2 separate regions of the Mus musculus genome follow, and region 2 is linked to region 1. Evidence: chromatin loops called from intact Hi-C (ENCODE). Cell type or tissue: left cerebral cortex. All regions are shown on one strand. Each heading gives the region's core, and the rest is flanking DNA. Links, peaks and the distances in the headings are about the cores only. Region 1 holds the start of Pcdh10 (protocadherin 10). Region 2 has its middle 41 kb from the start of Gm26081.

Region 1 (15,346 bases), core at 2,427-10,426:
TTCTGGGACTCCTGACATTGCGATTTGGGGGATAGCTAACTCTTTTGCCTACATTGGGAGCCTTTTCCTCCTATTTGGGTTGCCTCATTCAGCCTTAATATGACGCTGTGTGCTTAGTAGGATATATCTTGGTAGGCCATGTTGGGCGGATATTCCTGGAAGGTCTTTGTCTTTTTTTTTTTTTTTTAACAGAGCTAGAACTGTGGAGAAGGGAGATGGTGTGAAGGATTAGGAGAAGTGGAGAGAGGGGGAAACTGTATTCAGTTGTAACATACAAGAGAAAATAAAAGTTCAAGATAAATTGAATAATTGATAGATCTTTAAGTTCAAAAAGTTAATTTCAATTGTTATATTCAATCATGGAAAGATAGGTACTAATGTAACATTTTCCAATTAATAACATTTTCTGAATATAACTGGTACATATAATTTTAAATGGGCAAATACATTCAAACGTATGAAAATAGACTTTTTCACTTTTCATTTAGATAAATAGTTTGCGAATGAAAGAAAAAATGTATCCCATTAAGGGTCCTCACTTGGGGGAGCTGTTAGATGAATAACAATGTTCTTTAATCATTTATCATATTTTATGTATTCATGTCCAAGTATTCATTGTAATTCAAGTTATTGTTACCTTAGTAACAAACTAATGTCAGTAATATTTCTCAATGATACAAGAAAGCATTTGGCAAAAATTACTTTTATATATAATTGTATATTGAGTTGTATATATTTCTTTATCTTGCAAATAGGTGATTTTTTTTCCTACTAATTAGTAGTAGAAAAAAACTAGTAGTAATCTACGAGTAATCTGCTAATTACTACAGGCTGGTTAAAATTTCCTCAGAATATATAAAAATTTGTATGAACTGAGAATGTATAAAATGTACACCACTCATGTTCTTGACAAAAATTAAGGAATATTGAAAGATTTCAATAAATTAAGGAACATTGAATAAGTTTTCACTTAGTAAGTGAGAAAATTGTTAGGCAATGTTTTAAATAAATGTATGAAGCAGTGGTGTAGGATGTTTTGGGCAATATTATATATCCTTATACATAGCTGGAATGGAAGTGAGGTCTCTCGAATAAGGCCTGAGTATTTCACCAGTTTTATCAGTAAAATGAGTGGATCTATTTCTCGTGAGGAAAAAAAAATCAGACATAGAAATGAAAATGAAAACCACATAATAATCAATAAACTTCAAATAAGCAACAGAGAAATTAATAGAAAATGGACATTTTCATTTGTCATTTAGATAAATAGTTTGCGAATGAAATGAATGTATCCCATTAAGGGTCCTCACACAGGGGAGCTGTTAGATGACTAACAGCGTTCTCTTATCATTTATCATTAGTCACATTGACCCTGTAACTTTAATTACCAAATACATAGAAATGCATTTAACTTTTTGTCAAAACGTGACCATTTCACAGAGAGCCGATTCCAGGACCTGTGATGTAAATCAGAAGCATCGACATTGTTCTTACTAGTTCTCAGGACTCAGATCGAAGGCCCAAAATTTAGTAAGTTTAACTTACTATTTTCTCTGTGGAATGAATGCATTTACGAATAAACCTATTTTATGTGTACAGACAAGAAAAACACAGGACACGTTTTTATAATACTACTTGGCATTTGTTTATTATTCAGTATTCAAATACTATTGAGGACAAACACTAAATGTCTTAAAATATGTAATTTCACTTGCAATCGTTATTTCCAATCATTTCTTTCCAGGCCTCAGGAATAAGCTATTTTGCAATGACAGCTGATATGAGGGACTGCCTGTTTTAAAAAGATAGACTCAGGTACATTTTAAGACACACATATTTATATTTTACTCAGTAGCAGTAGGTGGTCCTGCTTCAGGGAATTAGAAGTGTATTTAATATGTGCTCCTTTCAAAACGATACTGCTTCTAATCAACCTTCAGTATGTGTGACAAAACAAATTTAAAGAAAACAAAATTCATTTTTTGAGAAAATTTCTAGCCATCTTTCTAAGTATCTCAAAGTATTTCAGAGATATTAACTATAGTTATAAGAATAGGCCAGGGCCAGATATTTATCATTACAATTAACATTAGTAAATAAAAAAATGCACATCAAAATTCTATTTCATCTTATCACCGCTCAAAATGCCTACAGCGTTGTTCACTTTCTTTCAGTATATTGACTTCTATATATTTTCCAATTATAAGTCTCCTTACGTTATCAGAATATATCTCATAGATTCGTCAGAAGCTTGAACAAATATTTGTAAACAACTGAAGTGAATTCCCTTTATTTATAAGTCAAATCTTTATTTGCCAACATCTGAAATGTTACTGAAATTAAGAAAAGATCTCTAGTTCATGAAAATTAAGATTTCTCTGGCAGATGCTGTTATCGTCCAATGGTTTAACATAATACATGATATGCTTTGCCTATTATCTTTAAAATACTGATCATTTTAGCTATTTTATTTATAAATTTATATTTAATAGTTTGCCATGCATGATGGATAAATATCTTATTTTTCAACAACAACAACAGCAACAAAAACGTGTAAGACAAAGCTGGCAATTTTTAGTTGTTAAAAGTGACTAAATTACCTAGGATTCTCCTTCTAGCATATCTTTAGAAAGAGACAGGTATCAAAATAAATTTATAACTTATAGTTTTTTCATAGCATAGACATTTAATGAAGATCAGTTTCTTACAACAAAGTAGATTTGCGTAAATATACCTCAATGATATTAGTAATGTTTAAAATCATATAACTAAGATCCTTATTCTGAGATAGAAAATTAAATGCTTTAATATCCTGAGTTACTAAAGAAGCTTGGACATTTTTTAAAATCTACTTTTTTGCCCTTTAGCTGTGGCTCATCAGTTTTGCCACTTGTGATGGCTTTCACCACATCTTCCTGGACCTCTGCCATATCTAACCGATACATCAATAGTGCACTGAAAAAAACGGAAAGCACCTTGACAAGGCTATAGAAAGCAAAGTGCCACAGAGCAGTGGTCAAGCCCAATCATTTTGTGCAGGGAGCCAGGTGCAGTGGCCAACTGAGAAAGCTCATGTGACTCTCTGCAGCTGCCTTCTTGTCAGCAGCCTTTCTGTGAAGGTTTGGGACTGCTGCAGGGTTAGATAGCAGAAAAGCAAGAAGATGAACAGTAAAGGACACAAAATGGAAACAACTCAGTAAAGGAAGTATTTCATATGCAGATAAGTAAGTATAAGGTAAGGTTATCATAGAAAAGATTGAAGAAGTAAAAAAAAAAAAAGTTAGAAAAATTGAACAGGTGAAACAGTAGGCCTCATTGTGCACTGGGAAGAGACACAGGCTCAGGGGAGAATTAGGGATCTTTAGTCTTTCCACTTTCACTCCATTCATTTTACATTTTCACCTAACATATGTAGTGAGATTTGCTTAATTAGCTAATTTTGCAAATTTGGAAGATCACCATAAGTTGTCTTTACAAAGAAATAAATGACATTTTTTAAAACAACCATGACTTCTGAAATACTCCTCCTACTCACTGTGAGGTTTATACTACAAAACATTAATATGGGTGGCAAAACATCACTTACTAAAAGACATTTTAATTTTATGCATTCAGATTTTTACTTTCAAAAGACCCAGAATACTTCTTACTATAAAATTAAGCATATTACAACTGATCAATTCAACACCAAGGTGCAATTACTTCTCACTGTAAGTGCTTTCTAACAACTGCAAAACAGCAATTACTGTGCCCAGTGCATTGTATCTACCCGTCTTACCACTAAGCTGCATAAATGGAGTGGCAATTCTATATCACTTTTACACATTTAACAACTTAGATATGGGGGCAAAAAGTTCAGCACTTAGATGATGAAAGCCAAACATTGCCTTGCCTATTTAAAACGTGCTGCAGAACACATTTTAGCATTTTAATGATCCTTAAAAGTCTCTAAGATCCTAAATTCTTTGAAAGAATCATTAACAAAATAGCAACACTGTGCTGTGAAATAAGATAGCTCTCATGAAGACAGGCTACCAGGAATGTCTGTGTAACAAATCTAGCCTTTCTTGAGAACTTTTATTCATTCCTTTTCCTTTGCATAGATTATTAGGCTCATTTTGTATTTCTAAGTGACTAGGCTCACTAAAATGCTCACTGGGACTCGGGTGCTACTTAAAGAAAAAGAAAGAAAACCACAAAAGGGAGTGGGTGGGAAAGAAATAAAATATATGCAAGGAAAGATGTAGCAGTTTTCTTATGCCAAACCTTTTGTTGTAAGAGGCTGGGGTTAAATTAGAAACTTGTGGAAAATAGAAACCGATAGTTCTAAATGTACAGTTTTAAAATGATAACAATAAATCATATACCACATATAGGGCAAACATGAAAGGGACTTTGTACTCACATATAAACTGCTGGCAAGATCTGGTTTGTTGTCAGGACCCCAGACACTAAATAGATGCTCTGTTCACTTAGCGTGAAGGCCCGCAAGGGGCAGGGACCTCCGGGGATTCTTGGCAGTTCTCAAGTCTCATTAGGTCTGCATATTAATGACTTGCAGCAATATAAAGAGACCCTTGAGCAGCCTCTTTTTCCCTTTCCTCCTGCCTGGGTTTCCCAAGACTAAGCAGCCACAGATAGAGCACACATTAGCCAACTGAGAGGCTTGTAGCAATCCCTGCTGCCAGGCCCTACTGGGTGTGCTCTGCCCTTTGACACAGTGCCTCTGCACCATTCCCAGGGCTACCAAGTGTGTCAAGGAATGAATACTCTCAATGACTAATAGTACCTCAAATATTAAAACTCCATCACTTTATGGAGTAAATCAAGGTCAAATCTCAAGAGAAATAAGTGTCACCCAGAGGTAACCCACTGGTGACATTTTTCAGATGTTTCAAGAATTTCCCAGGGTTTCCCATTCCTTCCTGTTTCAAATAAACACAGCATTAAGAAGAAAGAATTCAGCAAACATCTTTCATGGGTGAAATCCAAATGGGAGTAGAAAAAAAATCAAATAATTTTATTTCATCTTAAGGTACATAGTTTATTTCTTATAGGTTCTTTTAGTATTGGTAATTAGTATTAGATCTTACACACACTTAAAGAACAAACTCATATTTGAAATTTGAAGTAAAATGTAATATAAAAGTTCCATTGTACTATAACTGCCACCTTTGGCCATTAGTTAGCACACATAAACCAATGCTTGAGCTCAGATTTTGATTCTTTTCAAAATAGGAGGAGATCAAAGATGCCTAGACAACACTAATTATCAAATGTCTATTACTAATGTTATGAAGCCCACAGACACCTGGACTGCAAACTAAAACCCATTTGTGACTTTTAACATCATCCCCTTCTCCAGTGATACTTTGTATGCAAAATACCTTTCTCTAGAATGCATGGTGTTTAGATTCTAGAGTACAGTTCTAACCTCAACACTTCAAAAGATGTAACAATTTTTACAACCTTCTTTGGAGCACAGTGACCAATGGAAGACAGACCATCACCTAACTCATCATCCATTGGAGAGGTATTTAAATAAACAGCTATATAATGGGTATTAGATTAACACTTACCAGCTGACTGGCCACGGTTGGTGACATCATGATCACTGTCTCCCTGTTCACTGTCTCCATGACCACTGTCCTTAGAGCTTACTATGTCAGCTTCCTGGAATGCAGAACTAGAAACATAAAAAGGAGAATGTTAGAATTAAAGGAAAAAAAAAAAAGGTGAACAAACACAGAAAACATTCTTCTGCCACCACATGGTCACTAATGTGTGCTGCAGACTCTTGGATTTCCATATGAAGCTCATTTTTACCACTTAATAACTCCCTAAAAACGGAGCCTTCACAGTCAATTGCAACATGAAACATGTGAAGTTTACACATTATTCTATGACTGGAGATAAGAACATGCCTATGTCTTTTTAAAAATAAGATATATATGAACATCAGTGTGAATAAGTCATAGAAGCTGGAAAAGTATTTTATAATTTTTACATAAATGAACAACATTGTATAGCTAATCTTATAGAGATAAATGAATTATGTAGAGTAGTTGTGCCTGCCTCAGTTTAAAATGCTTTATGCATTGCATCTTTTCATATGAAACAACACACATCTACTTCCTCCTTATACTTGGTAGGAAACTTTTCACACACAAAACTAAGGATTGAAAATAGTTCATACCTGTTAACTCGGCGAGGTCTGTCAACTAGATAGCTGAGCTCTGCTCGCTGGTGTTTATTCTAGGAAAAAATAAATAAATAAAGAGCACTAAAATTCAGAGAGAACAACGACCATCCTGCTTCTGAGAATAAGAACTCAGAATGTTGGATTTAAGCACATGTATATATTGTGCTTAAGGAATTTTAAGGTTTTCATAGGGTCACAGCCTGGTGATTGCTGGCTAGGAACAAGAGAAACATGTAGAGACATTTGAATCTAGATTTCTTTGATACAGGTGATATGTTTTTTTCTTTCAAAGCAAAGCAAAACAAAGCAGACTTGCTGGCCCAGAGAAAATGTGTCTTATTTAAAAGGAGAATGCAAAAAAAAAAAAAAAAAAAAAACAAAACCAAAACAAACAAAACCCTTATACCTAGGTTTAATAAACTGTTGCGTCTACCATAAAATTACTCTAATCATAGTCTGCATCTTGTCTTTCAATAGTCTACGGAGTGTTTAAGTGGATACGGATGGACACAAGAAAAAACAGCACGCTCAATAAGAAAAAGTTTGGATATTTTCTCAAATTATTTTGTTGTTTATTTTTCAAAGTTACTTAGGATACAAGTGAGCTATACAAATATTCGTGAAAGTCAATCAGTTATATCTTAGACTCAAAATAAGGAGATGCCAAGAGTGACTGTCATAACACTGCTCCATTTTCCCTCCAGAGGCCCTCTGCAAGCTCCCCAAGGCCCACACACCTTCCCAGTCCAAACTTTGCTTTACAAGGCTCTCCCCACTCCCCACCCTCCAACTTTCCACTATGTCTCTACCTTTTAAAAAGAAATTGAAATTGACAAGCCAAATTCTTTGCTGAAGAAAGAAGCCAACAGTAGGCAATTCCTACAAAACAAAAACAAAAAAACCAACAAAAAAACTAAACTAAAAGTGGCAAGGAAGTAATTATTATTGAATGATATATTTAAGACAGTTGTTCAAGCTTTCAGTTAGTTTACTCTTACAGGATTCTGTGCCAGAGGAACTTCATTCAAATTCACACTGTGTGGGCATTCGGCTTCAAGAGCTTGTGTTAAAGCTGTCCAGAGCAGAATTGACTTGGTGGTTGTGTTTTTTTTTTTGTTTGTTTTTTTTGTTTTTTCTTTTTTTTTCAGAGAAGGAACTGATCACTAAACATGCAATCCAATTTAGGCAACCATATAAAGTTAAACAATCTATTGCTTACTGGTACACGCGACTGAAAACAGTGATAAACAAACCAAAATGGAAGCAACTTTATTAATGCCTGGGACAGATGCAAAGAGAAAAAGACCTTTGTCAGTGATTGGCCCCTCCCCCACACTTCTCTCTCCCGCCAAGCTTTTTCTCATATATTCCCCAGATTTCAAAGAAGGCAGGACCATAAATGTAGAAGAGGGAGGAGGAAGCTCCAAGGTTGCAAAGAAGCAAAGGGGGGGGGGGGTGCTGGGAGGGGGGAATGAAAATAAAATCAAAGGGGTGGAGTGCAGTCAGAACACAGAACACAGAAGTTAGGTTACACACCAAGAGGTGATAAAAGGTGACCCCCAATCCTCCCCTTCCCTCAGCCACACAAACACGCTAACACCTGAAAATACACAGTGCACCAGAAGAGATGCAGGGCCGGGCTAAAGGAGGCTTTCTGATGGAGGAGATGAGAGATGGTGCTTCTTTCCCTTCAGCCTTACCTCGTTGGACAAAATGCTTCCGTTGGAAATGATGTCTGGTTGCTGGTCGCTGTACCCGGTGACGATGGCTCCGCAGGGATTGTGCTCAGCATCTGTACTCCGGGAAGGGCTGCAGGGCTTCAGGAACATCAGGTCGGTCTTGGCGGACTCCGGGGTGAGGCAGACCTGATAGCAATAGTTCTGATTGTGGTGATGGGAACCGAAGCCTCCGGACTCCTCTACCGGCACCTGGGCCGGGTTGCTAGGGACGTTGGCGCTCTGCACCAACATGATATCTGACTTGCTGAGTTTCTTCTTGCGCGCCCGGGCTTGGCGGCCGCAGCAGGTGGAGCTCCCATTGCCGCAGCAGCAGCAGCAGAGGCAGCAATCGCTCGCGAGACACGTGTAGATGTTGAGTTTTTTCTCTTTCTGACAGCGCACGGCCAACACGATCATGGCCAGCAGGAAGATGAAGGACACCGAGCCCAGGGCGATGATAAGGATAAGTGTGAGGTCCAGTGAAGTTTCCCCGCCGCCAGAGCGGCTGGGACGCAGGTGTTCCCCAGACCCTCCGCCTCGGTCCCCGCCCCCGCCCTGTGGCTCCACCGCTCCATCCACCAGCTGAACCACCAGGGTGGCTGTGGAGGACAGGGGCGGCTGCCCGTGGTCGCGCACCTCGATCACCAGCTCATAAGGCCGCTGGGGGTCGCGCTTGGCTGGGACCCGGCGCGCGGTGCGGAGCTCTCCGGTGCGCCAGTCCAGTCGAAAGAGGTTCATTTCGTTGCCCCGCACTATGCTGTAGGTGAGCCTGGCGTTCTCGCCGTCGTCCGCGTCCACTGCGGCCACACGAGTGAGCAGGTAGCCGGGTTCGGCAGAGCGCGGCAGCACCTCGCGGGCTGGAGTCCCGTTGCGCCCCGGAAGGGGCGCCACGATGGCGGGGGCGTTGTCGTTCTGATCCACTATCAAGATGTTGACCGTGGCATTGCCGGCCAGCGCCTGGGGACTGCCGGCGTCCCGGGCTTCTACTTGAAAGCTGAAGTCCTTGATCTGCTCATAGTCGAAGGATCTCAGGGCGTACAAGTAGCCGTTGTCTGAGTTGATGGACACGTAGGTGAAGACACTCATTCCTTGGATCTGGCACTCTAGGATAGAGTAGGTTAATTTTGCATTGGCCCCTTCGTCGCGGTCCGTGGCGCTCACCGCGTAAATGTAGGCACCCGGCACATTGTTTTCTGTCACATACACGTCGTAGACCGGCTGGCTGAAGCGCGGCGCATTGTCATTCACATCTGACACTTGAACCTGGATCGACTTACTGGTGGAGAGTGCAGGCTCGCCCCGGTCGCGGGCCACCACGGTCAGGGTGTAGGAGTCCCCAGCCTCTCGGTCCAAGGGGGCTTCGGTCACGATAGTGTAGTAATTCTTGAAGGAAGACTTGAGGCGGAACGGCACGTCTCCCAGAAGCTCACACTGCACCTGCCCGTTCTCCTCTGAGTCCCGATCGGTCACGCTGAACAGAGCCACCACCGTGCCAGGGGCCGCACCCTCGCTCACCGCCTCTTTCACTGTGCTGAAGCTGATCTCTGGTGCGTTGTCGTTGGCATCCAGCACTCTCACCAGAACCTTGCAGTGCGCAGGCACAGCATTGGGACCCAAGTCCTTGGCTTGGACATACACCTGATACACTGGGCTCTCTTCATAGTCCAGCTCGCCGCTCACCTCCAGCCGGCCGGTGCGCGGCGACAGTCCGAAGAGCTCCCGAGCCCTGGGTGAAATGTGACTACTGAACGAGTACACGACCTCGCCATTCTGGCCTTCATCAGGGTCGGTGGCATTAAGCTGGATCACTAGCGTGCCAGGGGGAGAATTCTCTGGTAGGGAAACTGTGTAGACGGGTTGGTCAAAAGCGGGCACATTGTCGTTGGAGTCGAGCACTCGGATGGTGAGCAAGGCCGTGCCAGTACGCTGCTGCTGGGGGGGCAGGCCGGCTCCCCCACCGCCTCCCCCTCCTTCCCCTCCTCCTCCCCCTCCTCCCCCGTCCACCGCGGTCAGCACGTAGCGGTGCACCGCTTGCTGTTCTCGGTCCAGTGGCTTCTCCAGGACCAGTTCGGCGAATCGGTTGCCATCTCCCTGGGTCTGTACGTCTAGCGAGAAGTAGCTATTTGGGGTTATCTCGTAGTCTCGCAAGGAGTTGGTCCCCACGTCTGGGTCGAAGGCGCTCTCCAAGGGAAAGCGGGTGCCTGGCGTGGCGCTCTCTGAGATCTCCACTGTCAGGTCGGGCTCTGGGAAGGAGGGAGGGTTGTCATTGATGTCCAGCACTTCGATCTCCACTCGGAACAGCTCCAGCGGGTTCTCCAGAAAGACCTCCAGGTGCAGGACACAAGAGGGGCTCTGCTTACAGATTTGCTCGCGATCTATCTTCTCGTTTACGTACAGAACCCCGGTCTCCAGATTGAGGTCCAAGTAAGGGGTCCGTGAGTTGGCCACCGTCTGAAACCTGCGAGCTGAAAGTTTTGTAATGTCCAAGCCCAGGTCTTCAGCGATATTCCCCACGAAAGTGCCATGTTCCTGCTCTTCCTGCACAGTATAATGAAGCTGGGAAAAGACTCCGTCCACCATCCAGAGCAAGGCAAAGAATAACAGCACAATCATTTCCAAAAGGAAAAGGAAGCAGCTCCCCTGTAGCCAGCCAGCCACCCCGATCACCGCCCCCCAACCACCACCACAAAAAGAATAATAATAATCTAAAAAATATAAATAAAAGTGTGCTGCGTGGGGGGGGGGCTCCTGTGGCTGTATTAAAATTTTGATTCCTTTTGCTTCATTTTAGAGCGTCTCCAAATCGAGCCTCATTTTTCAATCTTAGCGCAGAAAGGGTGACAGATGTCCCCTATGCTCAGCCGTAATCTTCCCACTGACCAATTAATAAAATAACGATCATACAATAGTCAGCCTCCTTTATTCCGACAGTGTTGGCGCAACGCGGCGCTGGCAAATCCCAAGGAGGAAATTTCGATATTTCAAGACTGTCCTAGGTTTGTCTTCCTGCTGATGGGAGGAGAATGTGGAGGAGGAAGAAGAGGAGAAGGAGGAAGATGAAGAGGAAAAGAAGGTAGAGGAGATGCTGCCGGCACCACTGAACATGCCTCTTGATATCAACGGCTGGCAAACGCGAGCGGGGTTAAAGACAGCGAGAAAAATTTTTGCTGGAAAAACACGGAGCCGTTCTGCAGCATAAAACTTTCATTCTCTTCATTTCTCCGGATGGACGTTCCTCTTGTCATTTTCTTCCCTCTGTCTCTCTTTGCATCTCTTGGCTTTCATAGTCTTGTGTCTATTCTCAACTTCACTGGCTCTGGCTTTGCGTGAACACAACCAGCTATTTCTTTTCTGCTGTTTCCTTTGCAAGCCTCTCTCCCTCTAACCTGCCTCTTCTCCTCTCAGTCCATCCTGCCTCCTGCTTCAGCCCCAATGCTTGTGATCTCGGCTGGCAGTTTCTGAGCTCCGAGCGCTCCGCTTCTCTGTTTTTGCGCAGCGCCCTCATTCTGCCAACCAATCGCCGAGGAGCACCACCCACCGAGCGACTGTTCGTTGGCTAAAGTGGCCGTCAAGTAGTTACGTCACGCGGCAGCCAGGAGGGGCGGGGCAGAACGCTCGCTTTGGCTGCGGGAGTGAGTGTGAGTGTGAGAGCAAGAACAGCCCGCAGGTCCCGAGGCGCTTGCAGGGGACTCTGCCGCGGAAAGTTCCCAGTCCCCAGCCGCAGGTAATGGGCAGGGAATAAGAGAGGTTCCCCTGTTTGCATCAGCAAATACGAAAACATAATAGCAACAGCTGCGGTAGCCTCTCCAAGGAGCGGGGTTTCCAGTGACGCTAACATTCTTTTTTTCCTTTAAGGTGTTTTCCCTCCTGCTGATCGTGGAAAGAAATCACCAAGAAGAGGGGAAAGTTGCCCCGGGGCCGGTAGTCATGTAGGGGTTACCAAAGCAAGGGACTCTGGCAGAGATGCGCGCGGACAATTTAAATGCCGGCATAAAATGGCATGTGTCAATCAAAGCTAGAGGGTCAGAAGGGGAGGTGTGGGGAGGATAGACCAGGCTGCAAAGGGAGTGCGGAGGTGAATTCCCCCTAAAGCGGAGGGATTCAGACCAAGGGACTTGGGGCGACAGCTCCTATAGACGGGCAGATGGTTGAACGTCTACCCATCTAATGTCTACCCACAAAATGCTTGGTTACTAAATTAACTCGTTTGGGGACATTGCTTCGAACTGTGAGTACCCCAGTCAAGGACTGGGGGCTTCTTTGTAGTTTATGCATGGGAGCCCGCCATCGTTAAACCCACTCTAGGGCACCGGATCCAGCACCACCCATCACAGCGAGGCGCTAGCAATATCCCTGCGCCTCGCCTGGCCCCGCGCCAGGCAGCAGTGGCGAGCGCGGGCTTTTCTTTTCTTTTCTTCTTTTGCCTGATTTCTGTTTTAATTATTTATTTTTCTTTTACCCTTGGTGATCCATCCCTGCCTCCATAACTAGAGGGGGTGTGGGAAGAAGGTACATGCCCAGCCCGAAGACAGCTCTCTGGAGAATGACCGTGGGGTGGCCGCGAGGGCGGGCGGGGCGGTGCACACGCACACGGGGGATAGAGTGTGCACCGCTGCGGGAATCCACCGGCACGTTTGCACATTCCTGGTGCTGGCCCTCGTCCTCGCTGGCTGGCCACAAGCTGAGTTCGGTGCGAATCCCTGGGGAGCAGTCCGGGGATTCTGAGCCGCGCGCCTGACTAGCCACGGGTATCCACACGCCCAGTTCCCGGGAAGTTATAAGGCGGCGGGAACGAACTCTCCGCTGCTGGGAGAGCCCGCTGAATGCCTGTCCTTCAAGGATAAATATCGAAGAATACGTTTTAATACTTATCAACGTGCTGCCCGCAAGGAATAGGTTGTTTATTTTCCGGAGGAGCCGTTTAAGCCAAAGACTAGAATGACTCCCTAGAGGCTTCCCGGTAATGAATGACCCAGGAGTAACGCTACAGCAACCGAAGGGAAGGAATGGTACCACCCCTCCCCCTATACTGCCCTCCCCTCCCACCCCCCACCCCGCCCGCAAGGTACGCTACAGTGCCTTCTGGAAAGAAATTAGGAGTGCGCGTCCCCACGCGTGATTGACAGCGAGGCGTGCTCGGACCACTCGGGAGAGTCCGTGTTTAACGGCCTGTTCCCCTACCCCTACCACTTGCCTCTTGCGGAGAGATGGGTTCTACCTTTAAGAGGGTAGGTGGAAAAGGAGCCAGCAAACATGGCTAAGCCTTTTCCAGCTGCATTGAATTGACCATCCGCCAAAACCAAACCGCTACAGTTTAAAATGATTTTAGCGTCACGTCTGCGGCGGAGAATGAAGCGGCAGAGCAGAAAAAGGACCTGTGGATCAATGAAAAGGGGCTCAGAGTGTATCCGAATATTAATACACTGTGGCCATCTGTGCTTCCCGCCCCTCCCCCTCCCTTCAGAGCTACAACATTAAAATGCAATTTTTCTAGCACCCCAAGCTGACTCATCCGAAACCCTGGGCCTTTAAAAAAAAATCCAAACACGATGGTAATGCTTTAATGTGTTTATTTGTACGGACGGAACACTTGTGTGTCTGCATGTTTTCGTGTGAGAGACACGCTGCGGAATGACAGTGCAGATGTGCTGGCGGAGGTTTGTGTCTCGGAAAGGAGCTTGAAGTTCGAGCTGACTTAGGGCGTTTGCAGAACGCCGGCGAGCTTGCCGAGGTGGAGATGAGAACGTGAAGAGATGGCCAGATTTCCCTGAGATTTCCCTGTAAATAATCAGTGCATCCACTGTAACACTTGAGCCGCTTTTTTTTTTTTTTTTTTTTTTTTTTTTTTTTAAATGGTGGCAGCTGTGTTTGAATGGGGACCATTTCCAGAAACGTGGGTTGCAGGCGTCTCCTAGCGGCGAAAGCGGCATAGGGCAAGTGAAATGATTTTGCTGTGGAGCCCGCCTTCTGCCTTTGTAGGGTTTGCCTGCTGGGGGCTCTGCTGCATTCTGCAGGTCACGGAGGCCAGAGTCCAGGCCATCAAAGCAAAGCCAGGCTTCTCCACTGGTCCTGCCTCGCTGACTTTTTTGGTCTCTGAGGTGCCATCCCCTGGACTATAGGGGTGACAATGGAGTCCTCCTAGCCAAATAAAAGCGACCCAGGCCCTCTGCCCTCCCTGAGAAAACTCAAGCCAAGGAGGATTGCATGGGCAGTTTGCTCGCACCCAACATTTGCAGGTGGGCATTATAATAAGGTCTTTGAAAGAAACCAATCCTGTGATCTTGAGCTCAAAAACAGTACTTAAATTTTTCTTTCAAAAATGTCTTTTGAGCTAAACATGTATGTTTTCTGTCTTAGTCGCAATTAGGCAAATACTTTCCCCTCCACCTTTTCATAATCTTTCCTTGTTTACCCTTCTTTGAATCCTAGTGTTTAGTGAAGTCACAGTTATAGACCAGGTAATCTGGGGGGGAGGAAGCGGCTTCTTTGAAGTGCGGCGGGCTTTGTCCCTGGGCTCTGCCTTACAGCTGTGGGAGAAGCAAACAGGAGCCTGCAATCTGCCTCCCCCATCCTCTGAGCCCAAGGAGCACCAGCACTCTGTTCCCTAACAAACTGCATTCCTGGATAGGGGCGAGAAAGGTGTTTAATCATTTGTAAAGAGATAAAAATCAGCTTTCATGAAAATCTCGGGTTATATGTGAATGTGGTAGCTTTTTTTGTTTGTTTGTTTCTAAGTGAGGCAGAACAGAAGTAAGAAGGCACCAAGGATCTCCAAGAGCATGGAAACTAAATAATAGGGTGGCTTTCTTGTCTGCCACCTCTTACTGGAGAGGGCAGGAGAGACAGGTTTGTTAACTAGCTTTTGGATAAACGAATGTTTGCCGTGATTTAATATGACTGCAAAGCAATCTGTTTTAAAATCCTCTTATTATTGCACTGTGCTCAGAACTTTGAGAAAAAGTGAATCTGATGTTTTGCCATTTTTTTTTCTAGGAATTGGAAGGAATACTTCCAATTGCACCAGTAAGGAAGGCTAGAAACATTAGGTAGGACCAGGATTGAATTGGATGGGTTCCTGCCTGGGCCACTTTTACTCCCAACTCATAGTGTCAACAGTGTAGCTACAGGTTTTACAGATAGCCAAGAACTAGGTCCATACACACACTCTAGATAAATACAGCTTAATAGGAAAGCAAGCAAATCTTTGGAACTAAGCTCACAAACACAGTGACAGCTCTTAAAGCATATTTACAGCAAAAGGGAGAGTATGGATTAGAGCATTTGGAAACAATTGGTATTGTATGCTGCTATAGACATTTGAGTGACTAGTAACTGTCTAAGGCTCTGAAGCAAATAGAGAACAAACCAGGGAATCTTATTCTTGGGGCTGGACATCCCAGATTGTGTACTAAGTTCTACTGTCTTG
Region 2 (15,346 bases), core at 2,431-10,430, 950 kb before region 1:
CCAGCTGTGTCAAGTTGACACAAAACTAGCCAGTACACCCAGAAACTTGCTTTTATGGGGTTTTTGTTCAGAGAAGCAATCCATTATCTCTTTTCTCCTCCCTGGGATCAAATACTATTTTTGTGAGGATTACATCCTGTGCTAAGCAGCCCTGGAGGCAGTGGTGTGAGCTTTGAATGTCAAGCTTATTTCCAAATGAAACCCCTTTACAAGCTCAGAGTTGACTTAGAAATTGAAATCCAGGTTATGTAATTGATTTTTAAAAGTTTTGAATAGGAAACTCTTCTAACAAAATAAGCATCCAAAAGACTCAGAGAAAATAAAAATAATTATAACAGAAGCAAAGAAATGTGAGGATTTTTGGATAATTTGGAATTTTTGATAGATTATATGGATGCCAAACAATTGATATTTTCTTAGTAGTTTTATGCAAGCAATTTCATCAGTAGTTTATTGCAAATGGAAAAATGAAACATAGAAAGTTTAAGCAAAGCACATTTTTTGAAGTTGCATACTTATTTAGCCTGCAATCATAAAACTTCATGATTTTTTATTACATCAATCTATGTGACTTTGTATGATTTGTGTAACAGAAAACCAAATAAAATGATTGTGTCCATTGTGTAGGGAACAGCTCTTTTTTCTACAATAAAATACAAATGTGAGTTTCAAATATGAGTTTGGAAATATTTTTGAATGCTGGATATTGCTGATATATGTATTCCTTCTGCCACTTTAAGATATTATAGAATATTGTATCAAGGAAATGATTATTATGAAGTTCCATGTGAAGAAAAAAACAGATAAAAAGTTCATGGATGGCCCTCTTGTCTCTTTCTCCTCAGAATAACATTTATATAGTGGTCATTACTTACTCAATGCCATTTTCTCTCCTTTCCTTTCTTTCTTTCTTTTTTTTTTTAATTTTCTGCAATCTTACTTTTCTTCTAAACATTTATAATATGATTGTAATATTTTAACTGTAAGTCACTCAATTTATCTGTGGGTGACCATGTGTGTAAAATCAGATCTCACCCTATAGCCCAGGCTTACTTGAACTTCCTATGTTCCTATATCTATCTCACCAGCTCATGTATCCCTGGCATGAGCCAACAAAGCCATGAACAGGCATGAACAACATACTTATTGTTGCTTTCTTAAATCTGCTTTTCATAGTTGGAACAAAATATTGATGTAGGTATAGACTTCACTTGATTCTGGGAACTGCTGTTGCACTATCATTTGCTTCTCTCTGTTGCTTACTACACTGTATTATGCCCAGTGACCTCACCAGTATGGACTTTTCATGGTTGTTCCTCATATTATAATCATTCATTAGCTAAACAGGTAGATTCAACAATGACTTCCCATGTACAGAAAAGCGTGCATTATTGAAATTTATCAGATTCATATCAAAACTAGAATTTTGATGAGAAAGTTCACTGCATTGTGAAGGCATCTGAAAAAAATCAAATAGGAACTGAAGTAATTTTAAGTGTAGATGAGAGGTGTACATCATAGTGATAAAGTCTATCAGCATTTATTTTCACATCTTCCTCTTCTGTTTTCACCCTCAACACTTCCCTGGCTCAATAATATATATTGGACTAGGTCATATAACTGATCTATATATACATATACATATAATATATAATATACATGTAATATATGTAAGATACATATATATAATATATACATATGAACACACACACACACACATATATATACATATACATGTATATATGAGAACATCCAAATATAACACATAGACTTATACCCTAATACCCTGGTATATGTAATTTAGATCAGGCTAACTGCCTGTTATAAACACCAATCATCTTGCTTCAGTCAATACATCCAAATTAAAATGGAAATTACTGAACCCTGTATGAAACAGCCATTCTCTTGTTAGTGCAGCATGGGTGTGACTGTTGCTGTAGATATTGAGTGCCAGAAATTAATGAATATGTTTATTTTGCAGGATTAAAGGAGAGCCATAGCAGTCATCCCTGAATGGGATGTCTTTATAAATCTACTTTCCTGATAGCTCAGATTTCTATGAGAAAGAGGATGAAGAACTCTTGTAGCAGCCAGAGGTGATAGATGACTCTCAGAAAATGTATATATACATATACTAATTTACAGAGACTCCGACAGCATGCGGATATGCATAGGGTCGAACCAGGCTCAATCTCAACACTGAGAAGTAGGAGTCAAATTCACTTTGCACAACAAACCAAGAAATAATTGTGTAATTGTTACCTACTTGAAAGAAAAAGTTGGTTTTCTCGAATGGCATGTCACAGGGTACTTAAACCTACTCCATAAGACAAGGCCTTATGCCCAGAAGTAGCCAGCAAGCACAAAACAGACACCGTGTGTGTGTGTGTGTGTGTGTGTGTGTGTGTGTGTGTGTGTGTGTGTGTGTGTTTGTGTGTGTGTCCTTTGTAAATTTTTGTGTGTGCTTTGTTATTACTTGATGTAGTGATTTTTCTCAGTGTTTTTAAGATTTTTTCAAAATTCCTATTGTTTTTAAACTATTTTTTTAAGAGAAAGGAAAGAAAATATTAAATTGAATGGTTAGGGAGGGAAGGAGACTTTATGAGTTGAATAGGAGTAATAATATGATGAAAATATATTGTATATACATTATGATTGAAGAAAAACAAGATTTCTGTTGACTAAAACCATAAATCCAAAGTAGTTTACTGCCTAGGGAAAAGGATACGGAAAGAAACAACTTCTTCCAATGGAAATCAGAAATATCATGTGCAAGGCAAGCAAAGAATCAAGTGTACCAAAAATATTAAGTGATAAATGGTCTGAAAAACAGGCTATTCCCAAATCCTCTAGAACATAAACTACCTGAAGCTAGAGTTACTTTGTGTTCTGTCATGGATTGTACCAACAGACCTTCTGAAAAAATGTGCCAGACAGTTATCAGGGTTGAGACATTTTCCAAATACATGAAAGGTTGCAGAGATACATAACAATCCAGAACATGAATAGAACATTCCTGCTAGATTCATTTAGAGCAGCTGAGCAGAAGGCAAAGCCGAATAAGAATGCTTTATCTTAATGGAGAAAGTGTTTTTGAAAGCCTCTCTCTCTCTCTCTCTCCCTTCTTCTCCCTTCTTCTATTTTCCTATCCTCCCTCTAAAGGTATGGGGTTTGTAAATAGTTGAATATGATAGAAATTAATGTTATTTGAAGTTTGGAAAATATTTACTGGCAAAGCTGCTTGAAAATGAAAATTCTGGCATTTCATGTCTCAGGATTGAGGTTTGGTACATTCACCATGAGTTGTTCTTTAGTTGACTTCTCCTAGGCACTCTTGGAATCTTGAAAAGTGTGTCAGAAATCTTCAAGATTCTTATTTAAAGTTGGTTTTAACATCATACACAAATTGAATTAAAGCACTATTTTTTTTTACTAATAGATTTGCTGTAGTGTTAATTTTTGTAGCTACTTTCGAGGGCTTGGGCAGGTAATCAAATTCTGGCAAGCATTTTCTGTGAAACTAAAAATAATAAAACAATCACAACACACACCACTTGCCTCCAGATTGTTCCCATTGAACAGGATGAGGTGATTTTCTTTTTGCCATCTGATGTTTAAAACATGCATGGATAATTGCTGCATAGTCTTATATTTAAATGATCTTTAGAAGATAACACATTCTAAATCTTCTCCCTAGAATGTTATGCAAGTAGCATTTTTTATATAATCTTCTTAGGAATATAGAGCCTCAGTTAAAGTTACTGGATACCAAATGTGATTTTAAAATGTGTTATTAAAAATGTAAGCTCAATTTGACAAAAATATATTTCATATCTTTTCTACTGACTTGGCATGTATTTTTTTATAGTTTTATGAAACCTGTTTTCCTTAAGGCTTAGTAGAGTCCTTACTTGAGGATATAATGAAGTATGTGAAAACAGTAGATATTCTTTAGCCTCATAATATTCTGATATTGAAGTATGACAGAGAGCAGGTATAATAATTGGTATAAAGTTTGCCACTTTAAACAGGAGAGACCGAACTTCTAGATTTGCTACAAATGACTTGGCTAATACTTTGACTATTATATCTATATATTCTTACTTAATTTAAAATTCAAAATTTAGACCTGTACTGACCACAGGTTTTTAACTATTGAAGCAGTGCTGTACAAAATAAAATATACACATGTATGCTTCCATCAGTCATGAAAGAGGACTTCCCCCCATCATTTCTGTAGCTCTCACACATCTCCTGCTATTCACTCTTTAATTCAAAAATTTCCACCTTCTAATTTACTTTGAAGACATCAAGATTCACTTCTAATTATATTGTCACATTTGCTACATAAAAGATAATAAGATAAGTAAATAAAATCATATGACTGAGGAGAGAGAGAGAGAGAGAGAGAGAGAGAGAGAGAGAGAGTTAGTTAGTTAGTTAGTTAGTTAGTTCAGTGGTTAAGAGAGGATCTTACTCTTGCAGAAGACCTATGGTCAGCTCAGGCACCATCTTTTAGAGACACAAAGCCATCTGTAAATTTATCGACAGGGTAGCTGTCTATAGCCAGTGCAAATTTCAACCAAGTGCATATGTGTTCATATAATCCCACTCACTCATACATATCCTTTAAAGAAACAAAAAATTCTTTAAAATTAATATTGTTCCTATTAAGTCAAGAATGATGATCATCTCGATTTTGATTCGTAAATATTCAGGATGTGGTGACATGATAAAGAAATTGGCATAATCCTAAACCTGAAGTGGTCGTTTGTTAATCTACTCTAAATTCCCAGGCAGGTGTGCACCTGCTTCTTGCTACTGTCCCAGTTTTCTGGATTCCTGAAAGAAAGACACACATACACAGCCTTATATTTTAAATACCTTAAACAGTTCAACACCTGAGCCAATCCCTAACTCCACATGGCTAACACACTCCCCTCCATTTCCTTGAGTTAATACTTCCAAAATCTATAATTTTTCTTGGCTGCCTGTACCTAGCTGGACAGAGCTCTTGGGGCTGCTTTCCCCCTGCACCTACATTTCAGCAGTCTCTCCCTCCTGCACCTTTCCAGGATTTTCCATATCCTATGGCCACGGAAGTATCTCCTCCTCTTTCTTAGGTCCCTTCCCTGAATCCTAAAAGTCCCACCTCTGTCTCCCTGAGCAACCATTGGCCGCCTATAACTTTATTGCCCAGTCAAAAACCAACTGGGGACAGGCTTCCTTTAGTCCTATGTGTGGAACACTGCAAAAAGTTTTTCAGGTAATCTAATTAGCATGAGAACATGAGCCACTATCTTATAAAATATATTCTTAGTCACTAATAACATATTAAGAATAATTTTCTTTAGTTATTAGATCAATGTCCAGAAAAATAAGACTATTCATAATAACAATTCATAGGACTTTATAAGCATGATATCTGTTTGGAGGGCGAATTTTTGAGTGGATCATAAGAATAGCTTGAGCCTTGAGCAAGGCAGAACAGGGGGAAGCATATCTTCCTTACAAAAGATGGGAAACACAATCGAGATAGGAAGATTAGTAGTTTTATATACAAATACATATAGATGCAATAATAATTAATGGAAAATACCCATGAATTTGAAATTAGGGATATATATATATATATATATATATATATCCTACACACACACACACACACACACACACACACACACACACACACACACACACACATTCACACACACACATTCACACACACAGGTACACACACGAACAGGAACAGTCCTGGAAGCTTTTTTACTCCATACATCTAATCTAAGCATAGATTCTTTTCAGACTCCGAAATTTTTTCTCTTGCATTAAACTCATTCTCTCTTGTTCTTTCTGAACTCTAACTGGCTGGTCAAACTCCTCTGCTAGCTAAATGGTTCAATCTTGCTTCTCCATGTTCCTCCTGAATTGCTCTGCTTGGCATCAAACTAACTTTGGCAATATGTTTTCATCTTCTGTCGCCTTCTCATTCTCTGGCACATACTTTCTTCACCTGTATCTAGCTTATTATGTCTCTGCAACCTGTCTCTGTACCACTCTCCTAGCAACAATGCTTCCTTCCTTTCTTCCTCTCTGTGCTACTCTACTCACCCTCTCAACTCTCTCTTACTGCTTTCCATGAACTTGATGGTATTCCTGTGCGGTACTCTCTTCCTTTCAGGTTCAACAGAGTTGCAAAGGCAGCTCCATGACACGTTTTAGCTGCAGGAATACAGCCAGCCTGAACAATGCATCTCTGCCTTTCTAGTATACAGATGGCAATGCTCTTTCATGTATGCGTGTCTGTTTTGTCTTTTTCTATACCACATTTCTCCTCAAATAAAACTGTAGTAAATTCTTCTTCTATTTTTTTTTTTTTCTGAATAAGAGATTATGAGTGTTGCTATAGAAGAAAATGACTGTGATGTCTATTAGGAACAAACTGCTCTGACCCTGGCCATTCAATCTGTCACTCTAGACATAATGGGCCTAGATCACTAAGGACAGGGATGTCCATAGAAAATTCAAGGGACAAGATAGAGAAAGAATTAGCTGGGTATACTGGATTAGTAAGCAACGATGAGATAAAGTTTGATTCAGAAATGTTATTAGGGGAAATATTATTGGAAGATATATGCATAACAGAAAAGATAAAATGCTGGGTAGAAGTGATTGGACCCCTCCAGGAAGTAGATGGATTAGTGAACTAACCTTCCTGGAAAGACTGGGACATACTGATTTGACCCCCTGGCATTACCTGCCTAAGGGAATTAAGGTACAAGTTCTAAGATATAGAATTTGGGCTTGTGAAGAAGCCCTGCGGGAAGCTGCAAGAGGAATTAAAATATTGCATATGGAAAAGAGTTTGAAAAGCAATATAGATTGGTGTTCTGTTCAGGAAGTTATCTCCTGTGCTAAAGTATTCAAGACTAATTCCTGCTTTCTTCTCTACCAGGTGTAGTATATCTGGTTTTTATCTTGAAGTCTTTGATGCATTTTATTTGAGTGCAGGGTGATAGATGTGGATCTGTTTGCATACTTTAACATCTTGACATCCACTTAGACCAGCATCGTTTCTTGAAGATCCTTTATTATTATTATTATTATTATTATTATTATTATTATTATTATTATACACTTGTGAAAAATTAAGAGTTCAGGGGTGCGTGGATTTGCTTCTGGGCCTTCTCATCCACGATCAATCTGTTTTTATGCCAATACCAGGTGTTCTTGTTCTTTATTGCTCTGTAATACAGACTGACACCAGGGATGGCAACACCTCTATTTGTGTTTTTTTTTGGTAAAGAATTGATTCTGCTGTCCTAATTTTGTTTGTTTATTTTTGTTTTTAATTTCTTTTGGTTTTTTTTTCCATATGAAGTTGTGTATTGTTCTTTAAAGGTCTGTATAGAATAATTTTGGAATTTTGGTGGGAAATGTACTGAATCTGTAGATTTCTTTTGTTAAGATGGGCATTTTTACTATGTTAATCCCACCAATCCATGAAAATGGGAAATCTTTCCATCTTCTGATGTCATTTTCAATTGTTTCTTCAGTGTTTTTAGTTCTTGCCATGAAGCTCTTTCACTTGCTTGGCTGCAGTTATACCCAGACATTTTCAGTTATTTATGACTATTGTGAGTGATGTTGCTTCCATGTTTGCTTTCTCAGCCTGTTTATTACTTGTATATAGAAGGGAAACTTTTTGTCGTTGTTTGTTTGACTGATTAACTTTTGAGTTCAGATAACATTATTTTTATGGCAGACTGTTTCTTGTTCTACATTTATATCAATAGTCATTTCTCTGTTAAATATGTGGTGTTCATATCTTTGTGGTTTTAGATTATCTATCTTTAATTTTGTTGCAATTTGTTGAAGATTTTGTTATTAGATGAGCAAAATAGTCTAATAAAATTAAAGTGATAGGTTTTTAGCTGATACATGCACACACACACACACACACACACACACACACACACACATACACACACACACACATGTACATTCAAGTCTGTGTTTCTCTGTGAAGCTTTGGCTGTCCTGGAACTCCCTCTGTAGAATAGGCTGGTCTCAAACTCATATACCCCCAATGCCCAGCTGGAAAATAATTTAGAAAAAGATTTTAATCACTTCAATTGATGTGTTCTGTAGTTCCAATTGCTCCACTACTTAAAAGAACTCAATGATCAAATATTACTAATATTAGTATGGCTGGTTATAGTTTTCTTTAAATTTAAGGTAAAATAAATAATGTAGTTAATAAAAGCAGTGCTTGGATATCTGAACTCATTTTATTCTCTGCAAATATGGATCTATATATTCTAGTAAGGGATATACATTTGCTATATGTGTGAGCTGGCTTTAAATCATTGGTTGGTTTAGATATATTACAAAAGACATATAAGTTAAATATTTTACAGTTCAGCTATTTCTAACTCTTTCAAAATATCAAGGATTAAGGCCAGTGGTAAGTCAAATAGCAATTCCATACTAAAGCAAGTCAAGTGCTTTCTCATCAGAAGCCATTAGGGTTTCTTTGTGAAAGTGGGTATTTAAATTTCCTGTGATGCTTATAGTATTTTCATGGACTATTAGGAAGTAAGGGCTCTATTCCTTCTTGTATTAATGCCTTACCAAGAAGTCTACAAATACAGATAATACATACAGGAATGCCAATTGAAGAACAATGATAAAACAGAATTGATTATTTGAACCAATATTGGAAACAATAATCTCAAATGTTTTTTTAAATTAAATATTTTCTTTATGTACATTTAAAATGTTATCCCCTTTCCTTATTTCCCCTCCAAAAACCCCTATCCCACCCCTCCCTCACACTTACCAATACACTGATTCTGCTTCCCTGTCCAGGCATTTCCTACATTGGGGCATAGATTGTTCTCAAGACCAAGGGCCTCTCCTTCCATTGATGTCCAACAATGCAATCCTCTGCTACATATGCAACTGGAGCCATGGCTCCCTCCATTTGTACTGTTTGGTTGATAGTTTAGGCCCTGGGAGTTCTGGGGGTACTACTTGGTTCATTTTTTTTGTTCCTCCTATGGGACTGCAAGCCCCTTCAGATCCTTCAGTCCTTTCTCTAACTCCTCCATTGAAGACCCTGTCCTCAGTCCAATGATTGGCTGTGAGTATACACTTCTGTATTTTCCAGAAATGGGCAAAGCCTATCAGGAGACAGCTATTTAAGTTTCCTGTCAGCAAGCACTTGTTGGCATCCACAAGAGTGTATGGGTTTGGTGACTGTATACAGGATGGATTCTGAGGTGGGGCAGTCTCTGGATGGTCTTTCCTTCAGTCTCTGTTCCACACTTTGACTCCTTATGTCCTTCCTTGAGTATTTTGTTCCCCTATCAAAGAAGGACCAAAGTATCCATACTTTGGTCTTCCTTCTTCTTGAACTTCATGTGGTATGTGAATTGTATCTTGGGTATTCTGAGCTTCTGGGCTAATATCCACTTAAAAATAAGTTTATACCATATATGCTCTTTTGTGATTGGGTTGCATAACTCAGAATGATATTTTCTAGTTCCATCCATTTGCCTGTGAATTTCATAAATTCACTGGTTTTAATAGCTGAGTAGTATTCCATTTTGTAAATGTACCATATTTTCTGTATCCATTCCTCTGTAGAGGGAAATCTGGGTTCTTTCCAGCTTCTGGCTATTATAAATAAGGCTGGTATGAACAGAGTGGAGCATGTTCCCTTATTACATGTTGGAGCATTTTCTAGGTGTATGCTCAAGAGTAATACAGCTAGGTCCTCAGGTAGGAGTATATCCAATTTTCTGAAGAACCTCCAGATTGATTTGAAGAGTGATTGTACCAACTTGCAATCCCACCAGGAATGAAGGAGTGTTCCTCTTTTACAAAATCCTTGCCAGCATGCGTTGTCACCTGAGTTTTTGATCTTAGACATTCTGACCTACGGTATGATGTGGAATCTCAGGGTTGTTTTGATTTGCATTTCCCTAATAACTAAAGATGTTGAACATTTCTTAAAATGCTTCTCATTCGTTATTCTTCAATTGATAATATTTTGTTTAGCTCTGTACCCTTATTTTTTAAATAGGGGTATTTTCTTCTCTGGAGACTAACTTCTTGAGTTCTTTGTATATATTGGATACTAGCCCTCTATCAGATGTAGGATTGGTAAAGATCTTTTCTCAACTTGATGGTTACCCTTTTGTCCTATTGACAGTGTCCTTTGCCTTACAGTAGCCTTGTAATTTTATGAGGTCCCATTTGTCAATTTTTGATCTTAGAGCATAAGCTATTGGTGTTCTGGTCAGGAAAATTTCCCCTATTGCCCATGTGTTCGAGATTCTTCCCCAGTTTCTTTTCTATTAGTTTCACTGTACCTGCTTTTATGTGCTCTTTGAATAGGGATCAAAAGCGAAGCCATGCTTACATTTGTCTTTCCACCTGAAGCTACAGAGATAAAGTTTATGTTATATTTTTAGGCCCACAAACTAAAAATAAAACAACAAGTACAAAGTTTAAAGCAAATATAAATATAACACATAAAATAAATTAGTATCTATAAAGATTTTAAAATAAACCTATGTATAAAATCATATGCTTTATATACCAAGAGTTTATTAATTAAAAATGAAAGAAACAGAAAAGAGAACAAGGGACAGTACCAAAAAGAAATATGAACAGAGAATGATTTAAAAAATCAATAATATATCATAATATAATTAAAGTAGATTTGAAATAATTTAGTAGGAATTAATAGAAGTTGAAATTACTAAATAGCAGAGTTTTCCTAGAAAAAATATTGCAAAACAAATTAACCAAAAAGGAGACTCAAATCTAGCAATTTTCATCAGGAAATTTTTCAAAGTTTTCAAAAATTAGAAAGTTTCAACATACTATAAATTATTGTAATATAAATCTGATAGAGTATATTAATACTGTCTAAATCTTATAAAGAGCTGATAATACCATTCTTTTATAAAAGTGCAAAATTGAAGATTAAACAAATAAAACCAATGCAAAATTACAGATCATCACGAAGTAGGACTTAGTCCATGAATTCAGGATAATTCCATGTTAGAAAACCAATAAATATATCTCATCATGCTACAATTTCTCTTGAAGTCTATGAGAACCTTATGAAATCTCACCACTGTTTCTTCCAAAATTATAGACAAATATTTCTAGAGATACATTGAATCAACTCTTGACATGGCTGAGAATACATAGGAAATCTATAGTCCACTTGGATACATAAGTCTATCATACTCAAGACAGGGTTAGGATTCCCACTTTCCACAATTTCATACTGAACAAATATAATGTTAATATAAGATCATCAAATAATAGAAAATAGATATCATTGTAAAATTTAACAATTGATAAGATAGAAAGGCTCTGTTTTAGATAGAAGTTAGCAATTCTGAATGATAATGGCTAATTTTTAAACAGTGATATGATTAAAACAAATCAAACATTCCTAAATACACAATTTGTAAGAGCCTTAAAATTTTGTAAGTCTCGAGAGATATGCATGACATTCGGTTGGGGCAAATACAGGGTGGGAATTAGGAAACATAATGGCCAACATAATGGAATAATCCAGTGTTCTAGGATTCTCTTCCTGCTTTTGTGAAATATGGACTACTTCTGTATTCTAGGTTTAATGTAAAATTTCCTTAAAATCAAGCATTTTAATCTATGTATCATTTTGAAGTATCTTGAGCATATTCCAACATGAAGAAGAAAACAATTTAGAGAAAACACATATTTGAGGGGAATGACTCCCCTCTCCAACACAAAAAAAATACCTAAACTAAACTAAACTAAACTAAACCAACAACAAAACCACTAAGCCACTAAGGGGAAATCAATGGGCAAATGGCCCATGGCTGGGTTATAGCAAGGATACTTCTGAACACTGCCTGAAAGGACAGTCAGGAGGATCAAGCTTCTGCTTTGTAAACTGATAAGTAATGAAAATAACTCCTTTTTCAATGTCAGATAAATTTCAAAGACATTTGCATTATGATATTTTATAGAATAATACTAATACCAAGTCATTTTTAAACAATCACTGAATGTTTTTTTTTTCAAATTTGTAAAGGTATATTATCCAACACTCTGTTTCATATGACCAGGACACTAACTTGTAATAATCACTTAGGGACAATATTGTACAGGTTTATAAGTACTAACCCATATTCATTCAATTATATAGAAAGTTTATTCCTGATAATCCAGATACTTATAAAGGATTTAATTCTAAACTCAAATGCATATAAATGCCCATGGAGCCAGTCCCCATAGCACTCAACAACATACTTCCCACACATGCATCAGTAGTAGACTGCATCAGTTGTCACGACATACATAAGAAAATGGAGTTGTACAAAGAAAATGAATATCAGAAACCCTGTTGGCTTTCCACACATTTTGTTGATTGACAGGTCTCACATGCAGTAGAAAGCATATTACATTGCTTATATCTATATCATCTATATCAAAAATTTCATTTTGGGGGAAAAGTTTCAAAAACAACATATTGTATAAAAAGTAAGCATTGTATTGTATTTTTTGAAGAAGAGAGTGGTTTGATAAAACACAAAGTTCTATTTCTTTGAAATCTGACTCTTACTTGATGACCCCTTTATTGTTGATTTTAGAATTTAGCTTTTATGTCTCTTTGCTCCTTTTGTGTCAAGATTCTAGATGTGACTAACATTTAGATTTAGGCTTCTTAGATTTAGTATCAAGTTTTCTATGACTCAAACATACATTGGTGCTCATTGAATTGATTTGTAATATATTAAGATTTATATCCTAACAGAGAAATAGTAGATAAGAAAATAACATTTCAGACTGTTTTATTTATTAATTTTTAACTTCCTATGATTTTTGCACTGCTGTCAGTAAGAAGGCTGCTTTGAAAAGATGGATGCGTTTCTCTGTTGTGAGCCTAGTTAACTACTCTAAGCTGTTCATCTCTAAAGCATTGTAGCACCTACTTTACACTGGAGAAATAACTCCAGGCATCTAGAAAGTAGGTTATTCAGGTCATGAAGAATATAAGAGTTACAAGATACAATATGTGACACAGCTCAGACACAGTATCCTCAATGCTGCACAGGGGACAGAAGTGAACATCGATGGCTGATGAAGGACCAGATGCAAATGCCCACAGAAGGCAAAGCATTTAAGTGCATGAGTTGACAGCTGAGCAGTGACAGACTCACTAAGGACACCCACGACTCTCATTTGAAGTCCAGCACTGGAAAAAGCACTTGACGTAAGAAGGAAAAAAAAAACACATTTGGATTTCTAATGTACACTGAAATTCAAATTAGAAAAGAGTTTTAAATGGGAGATTATGTGCTCAATTCACTCCAAGCACTAAGACTGAACCACATATACTTTTATTCATATTTGAAGTTATTATGCTTTGCAGTATTCAGTAGTACAAAGTAAATCTCATTATAATATTTCAATTATAATATATCTGTGGGCTAACAAAACATAAAAGCAAAAGAAAAATCAATGAATATTATTTTTACATTTATATTATCTATTATTCTGTTTTAATTCATTTGTGATGGGCCGGATAAATTTATTTTTACTCTTACTAAAAGACCTGTTTTAAATTAAAAATATTGCAATTGTGGGAGGTTACATACAACTTTAGTAGCATTTACATGTGAATGCACCTAATCTTGAATATATAGCATATTCAATCCCTGTCTGACAAATAGAATTCAAACAATTAAAAAGAAATTATAACTTCTACTGGCTATTAAATGTATTAATTAGTATGGCCTTAATGGAATTCCCACCCCCTCATACACACACACACACACACACACACACACACACACAGCTTTATCAGAAGGTTAAATGTGATAAGTTAAGGAATAGAGATAAATGCTTAAAGTGATTTATGTAACTTATGGATATGTATGGAATTGTCTTAATGAAACCCTTTATTGTGTAAAGTTAAAAGATATTTAGATCCATGAATACAGCAATTTACCTGTATAATGTGCATCACTTAGGTAGAAAACTTTCAACTAATTCTATGGCAATTATAAATGATTATCTATAGCCACCCCAGACATTTTATCAGAGGGTGAAGATGATGTGTGATCATGTTTTGTTTTGCTTTTTGTTGTCTTTTTTTTTTCTTAGAGGATGCCACAACACCATTCCATATTTGTCTATCCTATTCCTTTTGCTGAAACAGTTGCATTTTATGTTTGGATAAACACTTTCCCTTTAGGTTTCCTTAAACATTTCAATGTGTGACACATACACAGGTGATTTTAACCCGAAAGGAAAGCAACCTACACTTGTTATTTTTATATGCACAATTTTGGTGCTCATTAGTCCCTTTCCAGTGAATGTGGGGAATATGTTATGCCTGGATTAGAAAAGGAGGATTCATAAACATGTTCAAACTAATTCAGCAACCTCTTGAGTTGGTTTGAATGTAGATATTTTTTGTAAGCTTTTGTCTCTAGGTCACTGACCTAAAAGGGTCGTTTTAATGTTGCTACCTGCGTAAAATCATTTATCTCTAATTATTTAGATAAAAATGTGTGGAGTACAGTTTGTGACATTTTAATTAGTTATTTAATCTTGACGGCGTGAGCTGTTTAGATTATTTTTTACTCATGGCATTATACATGCACTCAGACGTTACTGTGGTTTCCTTCTGCGCAAAGACGTATTTGCTTACCAACACATGATCAGGTTCCCACATGCCATATGATAGCAACATGAGGAATGGAATTTGAAAACTATAAAAAACTAGGCTGAAATTTTACCTAAAACAACCCTGCAAGGGTGGACGTGACAGAGCCTCTGCTGGGAAAAGGTGCACAAGAATAATGCTGATAATTCTCCTTATGGCAAGGCCTGAGGGGCTGGGTCCTCACAGGGCAATGACCTATGGAGGAATCCTTACAGAGTCTGCTGACTATCCAGAGGGAGTTCTTGGTTCACTTCTACCTTGAGTTTACTTTCTTGACTTTGCTAAAGGCAGTTTTTACATTCACTTTGTCAGTGACAGACATTACTTTGGAATCAGAAAAAGAAAGCTCAGTCCATGGTCCATTCATGTTTATCTCTGAGGAGCATGAGAGTGGAATAAATCGCTACTCCATTGCTTTTTATGAAAGATGATGTAGTTGAGTCAACAAGAGGAACTGGTCTGGCTACATCAGCTAACACTGCGGGTGTTCTTTCAGAAGGGAATATGATTCTGAGAACAATTTGAGCACAAACTCGTTCCAAACAAGAGTTAAGTTGATTATCAAAAAGGTAGAGAGTCCTTGCTGGACTGTGGCTTCTA

The links. Peaks named below come from ENCODE experiments on the same cell type or tissue, not always from the same donor. Only the 100,000 strongest peaks of a DNase experiment are listed, where the experiment ranks them.
Region 2: it touches region 1 in a loop (4-fold over the local background); 2 of 42 quality-filtered maps call a loop at or near these places.

The regions. Positions count from the first base shown.
Region 1 is chr3:45,374,440-45,389,785 of GRCm38, reverse strand. Pcdh10 (protocadherin 10) reads right to left here and starts at 11,388. Exons shown (of 5, transcript NM_001098172.1): 1 at 7,903-11,388; 2 at 6,197-6,255; 3 at 5,580-5,686. The coding sequence starts at 10,533. It overlaps 2610316D01Rik (RIKEN cDNA 2610316D01 gene), which reads left to right and starts at 11,526. Exons shown (of 9, transcript NR_045172.1): 1 at 11,526-11,644. In left cerebral cortex, for the core only: CTCF peaks have their summits at 5,795, 8,573 and 8,774; DNase peaks (open chromatin) are centred at 9,086, 9,502, 9,694, 10,038 and 11 more places; H3K4me3 peaks cover 7,984 bases; H3K27ac peaks cover 5,993 bases.
Region 2 is chr3:46,322,984-46,338,329 of GRCm38, reverse strand. No RefSeq gene overlaps it. Among named protein-coding and RNA genes, the nearest start is that of Gm26081, 41 kb to the right of the region's middle. In left cerebral cortex, for the core only: no CTCF peak of the experiment used is centred there; DNase peaks (open chromatin) are centred at 3,026, 3,552 and 6,112; H3K27ac peaks cover 2,017 bases.